2 separate regions of the Homo sapiens genome follow, and region 2 is linked to region 1. A link is a loop called in an ENCODE intact Hi-C map of the cell type or tissue named here. Cell type or tissue: K562. All regions are shown on one strand. Each heading gives the region's core, and the rest is flanking DNA. Links, peaks and the distances in the headings are about the cores only.

The links. A loop is a pair of places that touch in the nucleus more often than their neighbours do. Peaks named below come from ENCODE experiments on the same cell type or tissue, not always from the same donor. Only the 100,000 strongest peaks of a DNase experiment are listed, where the experiment ranks them.
Region 2: a loop joins it to region 1, with 4 times the contacts of the local background. A loop is called at or near these places in 2 of 110 quality-filtered maps.

The regions. Positions count from the first base shown.
Region 1 is chr11:134,591,342-134,594,263 of GRCh38, reverse strand. No RefSeq gene overlaps it. Among named protein-coding and RNA genes, the nearest start is that of LINC02706, 120 kb to the left of the region's middle. In K562, for the core only: a CTCF peak has its summit at 1,674 (motif pointing left); a DNase peak (open chromatin) is centred at 1,663.
Region 2 is chr11:134,724,927-134,727,848 of GRCh38, reverse strand. No RefSeq gene overlaps it. Among named protein-coding and RNA genes, the nearest start is that of LINC02714, 9.6 kb to the left of the region's middle. In K562, for the core only: CTCF peaks have their summits at 334 and 1,678 (motif pointing right); DNase peaks (open chromatin) are centred at 358 and 1,668; H3K27me3 peaks cover 1,309 bases.

The sequences.
Region 1 (2,922 bases), core at 245-2,744:
TGTCTCTTCTTGTAAGAAGGCACTGATCCCATGTATGAGATTAACTCATCCTCATGACTTTCCTCCCAAAGGACCTACCTTCTAATACCATCCCATTAAGGGCTAGGTTTTAACCTACAAATTTAGCAGGAGGGAGGACAGGAAACAAACATGCAGTCTACAGTAAATTTCAAACAGCCACAGTGAAGAGTCTTTAGTGAACACCCAAGACATTCGGTGAAGAGCCAGAGGAGACATACCTCAGTTGTAGGGTTGAATTTCCTAGGGGGAAGATTACTGTAGACTCTCCCTAAGACCATTTAAAGATAGACCTCAAAAAGATCAAACTGACTTACAAATGACTTGATTGTAAAACAAAGTCTGTCACTCTTTAAAGGATGACAATAAAACCCAAGCATTCATAATGTAACATATCATGCAACCAGAATGCAATCAAAAATTAGTAAACATGCAAATAAGCAGGTACATGTGACCCATAAGGGAGAGAAAAAGAATACAACACAACTATTAATAATATCTCTTATAAAGAGAGATGCAAAATTTTCTAATAATATAGTAGCAAACCAAATTTAGCAACATTTAAAAATTCACCATGATCATGTGAGATTTATTCCAATTATGCAAAATTGGCTTAACACGTAAAAATTAATGTAATGCACAATATGAATAAAAAAGGATAAAATCACATTTTTATCTCAATAGATGCAGAAAAAGTATGTGACAAATTCCAATACCTTTTCATGATATAAACAATCAACAAACTAGAAATAAAATAAAACTTTTCCAACCTGATAAGGGAATCTACAAAAATCCCAAGCTGATAATCATACTAAATAATGAAAGACCGAAGGCTTTCTCCCAAGACCAGAAATAAGTCAAGAATGTCTGCTGTTTTCAGCTGTTACCAGCCAAGGCAACTGGGCAGAAGGTGTCAGATAAAAGGCATCTGGTTTAGAATGCAAAAAGTAAAACCATCTCTTATTGCAGATGATAAGATTTTGTATACAGAAAATCCTAAGCAACAAAAAAAAATTAAAAATAATTTTTTAAAATTTTATTTGCAATAGCACTCAAAAGAATAAAACACTTAGGAATTTGTCTGATATATTTTTAAAAGAAATGCAAGACTTACAGTCTGAAGATTATTAAAATTAAAGGAGATCTAAATAAATGGAAAGGCATCCCATGTTCATGGATCTGAGAACTTAATATTAAGATGTCAACAAGCCCCAAATTGCTCTATAGATTTGACACAATATCAAAATCTTGGCTGGCTTCTTTAAAGAAATTGAGAAGATGATTCTAAAATTCACACATAAATTCAGGAAACCCAAAATAGCCATAACATCTAGAAAAAGAAGAGCAACATTGGAAAAGAGGATTATACTTTCTGTATTTTCAGAACTAAAATTTCAAGTACTGCTTGACAACTCTGAGCCATACAGGCCCATGAGTCTCTCTGCTCTTAGCAGATATGCTCCCCTACCCATCAGGAAAGGCTCTCTGCTATACTTCTTCTCCTGCCAACTAAACCAGCATTACCAGGTTGGGTGGCTTTTTAACCTTAAAGGCTTCAGTTCCCTGCCAGCCCATGAAATTATTCAAACAAGCCAACCCCATTTTCCTGTGGCAAGAGGGGCAGTCCATCCTCTGGTACTACACAGCCTACCTGCACTGCCCCCTGCTGGTTCACTCTGCTCTTTGTGCAATCATCCTGTGGCCCTGAATAATGTGTGGCATCTTCCTTCCCAGACTGTGAGCATATGTGACTAATAAACTGCTGTCATCTCATCTGTTCAGTATCAAATGTTGTATGTTCAACCATCTCATACTTTAGGATGTGACTCCCCACTGTAGCAACAGAGTTAATAGAAGATATTCAGAACATGTTCCAATTATAAACTTATTACAAAGCTAAACAATCAAGACTGTATAGTACTAGCATATATGTGTATATATATATAGATATATATATATAGATGTATGTTAGAATTGAGAGTCTAGAAATAAACCATTACATTTATGGTCAGTTGATTTTCAACAATGGCACTAACATGATTCAAATGGTGCTAGGACAACCAGATAACCTCATGCTAAAGAATGAAGTCAGACTGCTGCCTCAAAACATACAAAAATCAACTCAAAATGGATTGAGTTGTCAATGTAAGAGCTAAAACCATAAAATTCTTAGGGAAAATAAATAGTGTTCATCTTCATGATCTTGGCAAGGCAATGGGATTTTAGATAGGACCCCTAAAGCACAAGCAACCAAAAAAAGAAAGATAAATTAGACTTCATCAAAATTAAAATTTTTTGTGTTTCAAAGGACTCTATCAAGAAAACAAAAAGAAAAATCATAAAATAAGAAAAGTATTTGAAACCCATATACCTGGTAAGGGACTTGCATTCAGACTATATAAAGGATGTTTATAAAAATAATTTTTAAGAGAATATCAATAATAAAAAGACAAAAAATTTTAAAATTGGCAAATTATTTGAAAAGACATTTCTCCAAAGAAGATAAATAAATAGTCAATAGCACATGAAAAGATGTTTGACATCATTAGTTATTGGGGAAATGCAAATCAAAATCACCTAATTCCCACTAGCTATAGTGAAAAAGACAGGCAATTTAAGTGTTGAAAAGGAGAAATTAGAAAAATGGAAACCCTCACACATTGCTGATGGGAATGTAAAATGATGCAGTGCTGTGGAAAATGGTTTGGCAGTGCGTCAAAGTGCTTAACATACAGTAACCGTATAATCTAGCAATTTTACTCCTAGGAATATGAGAAATGAAAATGTACTCCTACCCAAAAAAGTGTACTTGATAGCCAAGAAGTGGAAATAATACAAGTGTCCATCAATCGATAGATGGATTAACAAAATGTGATCTAGCCATATACTGAAGTGGTATCAGAT
Region 2 (2,922 bases), core at 224-2,723, 130 kb before region 1:
TGGGGGCTCTCGGAGAGACCTGGCCTCCCCTTCTGCTGCCAGAGCCCGAAGGCACAGCTGGGAACATGCTGCCAGCGACCCTTCCCCCAGGTCCTGCATGGAGTGGGAGAAGCTTGGGCAGGGGTTGCCTTGGGCTCCAGCAGGCCCACAGTAGGCCCCGGTCTAATTCAGTTTATACCCATATCGGGCACATTTTAAGCTCTGTATGCCCATATAGGGCACATTTTAATCTCTTTTCCTGTGGTGAGGGAGCTCACAGGTTTCCTGAGGAGACTAGCTCTCCACTGAAATCCCATCTAAGCGTCTGAGCTTCACTCACCGCCAGGGAGCAGAAGTCGTCTTGCCACAGCCTCCCCTTGGAGGGAGCCTGACGGAATTGTGGTTTTGTTATCATTACGGCCACAATTATCGAGCACTAGCCACGTGACAGAGATTCGTTTGCTAACACTCACTCTCACACTGAAAGAAAGGAGTTATTCTTCCCATTTTACAGAGGAGGAAACTGAGTCTTAGGGGTGTTAACTGCGTGGCCAGTGGTCAAAGAGCCAAGGGGGATGGAGACCGGATGTGTGGCCAATGTGCAACTCCAGAAGCAGAACCCACGCCACCGGGGGCTTCCTGGGTCTTGAACAACAGCGGAGAACACCACATCACGGAGGTAGGATTTAACAAGACCTGTCTATGAAAAGGAAGAGTCGAGCTATTGATCTGTTCTTCAAGTAAATATCCACCCACAGTTACAATAGAGAGAGTTTATCTTCATGCTTTTTTAAAAAATCCAGCTTTAAACAACAACTAACAGATTTAACTGAGGGTAGTAACCGAGGGCAAATGTGTTGTTCGCAGGGAATGCAGCTGCAGGAGCATTTTGGTGTGTTCATGTTCAAGGGTTTGGTTTTCTTCTTTTCTTTTTCAAAGCAAAAGTAGCTTCCAATTTTTCATCTTAGTGCGTCCAGTGTATCAGTCCCTCTTGTGCCTGCTAGTGCTCAGCAAAGTTTCAATGCAGCTGCCCTGGCCCTCAGGGATCCGCAGACTCTGGCTGGATGATGGTGAGGGAGACCTCAGGCCAGACAGCAGCAGTAACTTCTCCCCAGGTGCTTCTGCACTGGCTGCTTGGACTCAGTGGTGTCAGCTCTAATTGACTCTTTATGTGGTGTGGTGCTGGTGTGTGTGTGTGTGTGTGTGTGTGTGTGTGAGACAGAGACAGAGAGAGACAGAGACAGAGAGAGCATATGCAAAGGACTTTCTTCTCTTTTGAATGACCCAGGTGAGGGAGCTTCCACAGCACACCTGGTGACCTCAGCTGAGGTCAGGTGAGGAGCTGCTTCTCTTCTGTCCCATGAGCCTCTCTCTGGGTGTGTTGCCAACCTCATCTTTTTTGTGATCACAAATGGAATGTCTACGTTTCTGCCACCTGTCCGACTGCAATTTAATCCTCAAAAGGTATTTCCCGAGATTGCTTGTGCCCAATTCCTGAGCCTCCCTGGTCACAGAGCAGCACCTGGGTATAGTAGTTGGCATGATATGACCACAGAATGCCAGCATTGGGAGTTACATTGGAGATGATAATCCCACACCTGCCCTGAATCCTGAAAAAGGTTTGCTCGTGGGAAAACTAGGGCGAGACGTGTACAGCGGATCTGCCGGTCATGCCTTGCCCTTCTTCCATCCAGCAGGGGGCCCCTTCTCAGGAGCCTGACAGTGACAGACGCAGAGCTGGACAGGTGAGTTTTCCGCACTGCGGAGCTGTCGAGACGCAAGGCTGGCGGGGAGCTTGGGACACACGGGAGGACCCTACTCCCACCTTGTGTGAGCTGCCGAAGCCTGGGAGCAGAGAGAAGGGTGGAGCAACACTCTACCCTCCCGCACAGAGATATACTTAACGTGTGTTCCCATAGCTACACTCACAAAATGCCACAGAGCCTTCCAAAACCCATCTGTTTGAAATACATCCAGGGTTTACACTGAAAATACCAAAATCCTTAAAGAGACTTCAGCCTCAGAAGGGACTGGTGATTTGTAAGTTTGCATCCAGCATGAGATCTGGACGCCACGTTCCCATCTCGGGGGAGACTTTATAAGTTGCCCCTAAACCCCCTGCTCTGAGCTGACTGAGCAGTCAGCCAGTCATGCTCCTCAGGCCCCCTGAGGCCAAAGTGCCAACAAACTGGATTCAGGCCCACACTTATCCTCATGTCCTGCCTCTGTGCTCATCCTGTCTCACAGACAGCGCGGCCTCTCCCCAGGTGCAGAGATTGCTTTTCTCCATTTGCTTTTCATCACCCTACCCCACACTCCAGGTGGCACCCAGCCTGTGCAGGCCCTGTTGACGCCCAATAAATGCCCGTGCCCAGCCGGCCAATGGTCCAACCATGTGTAACCCCCATCTCCCCCACTCTCAGTCCATCTGCATCTGTCTCCCGCCTGCAGGATCACAGCTCACACGAGGCAGCTTGGTCCCTCGGGGCTCACACAGGAGCTTGCCTGTGTGGACAGCAGCACCAGCACCGGCCTGCGGGGGCTTTGGCAGCCCCCATCCGGGGTTGGGTATGGTCATGTGGGAAGGAAGGACGGGGGCAGGAGGCCAAGAAGGACGGGCACATCAGGGGCAATAGGGAAAACGTTGAGCCTCCAAGTCATGGCCTCAGGCCCTCCTCCAGCTCTCATGGCCCCACATGGCCTCCCTGGGATCTGAAAGCCTGGCATCCAACAGACAATGCTGTTCTCAGCTCTCAAATCTCCCCGGTCCAATCTCAGAAGTCAGCTCTGAGGCTCGGAGTTTATAATCTAATCATTCCAGCCAGCACGGAAGCAAAGCAACATCCCTGAGTACATTCCTATTTGTGTATTTACCTGTGAGGGATGCAGAAAGCACGAGGGTTAACGCCCCGTCTCCGCTCGGGCCACACTTAGTCATGCCAT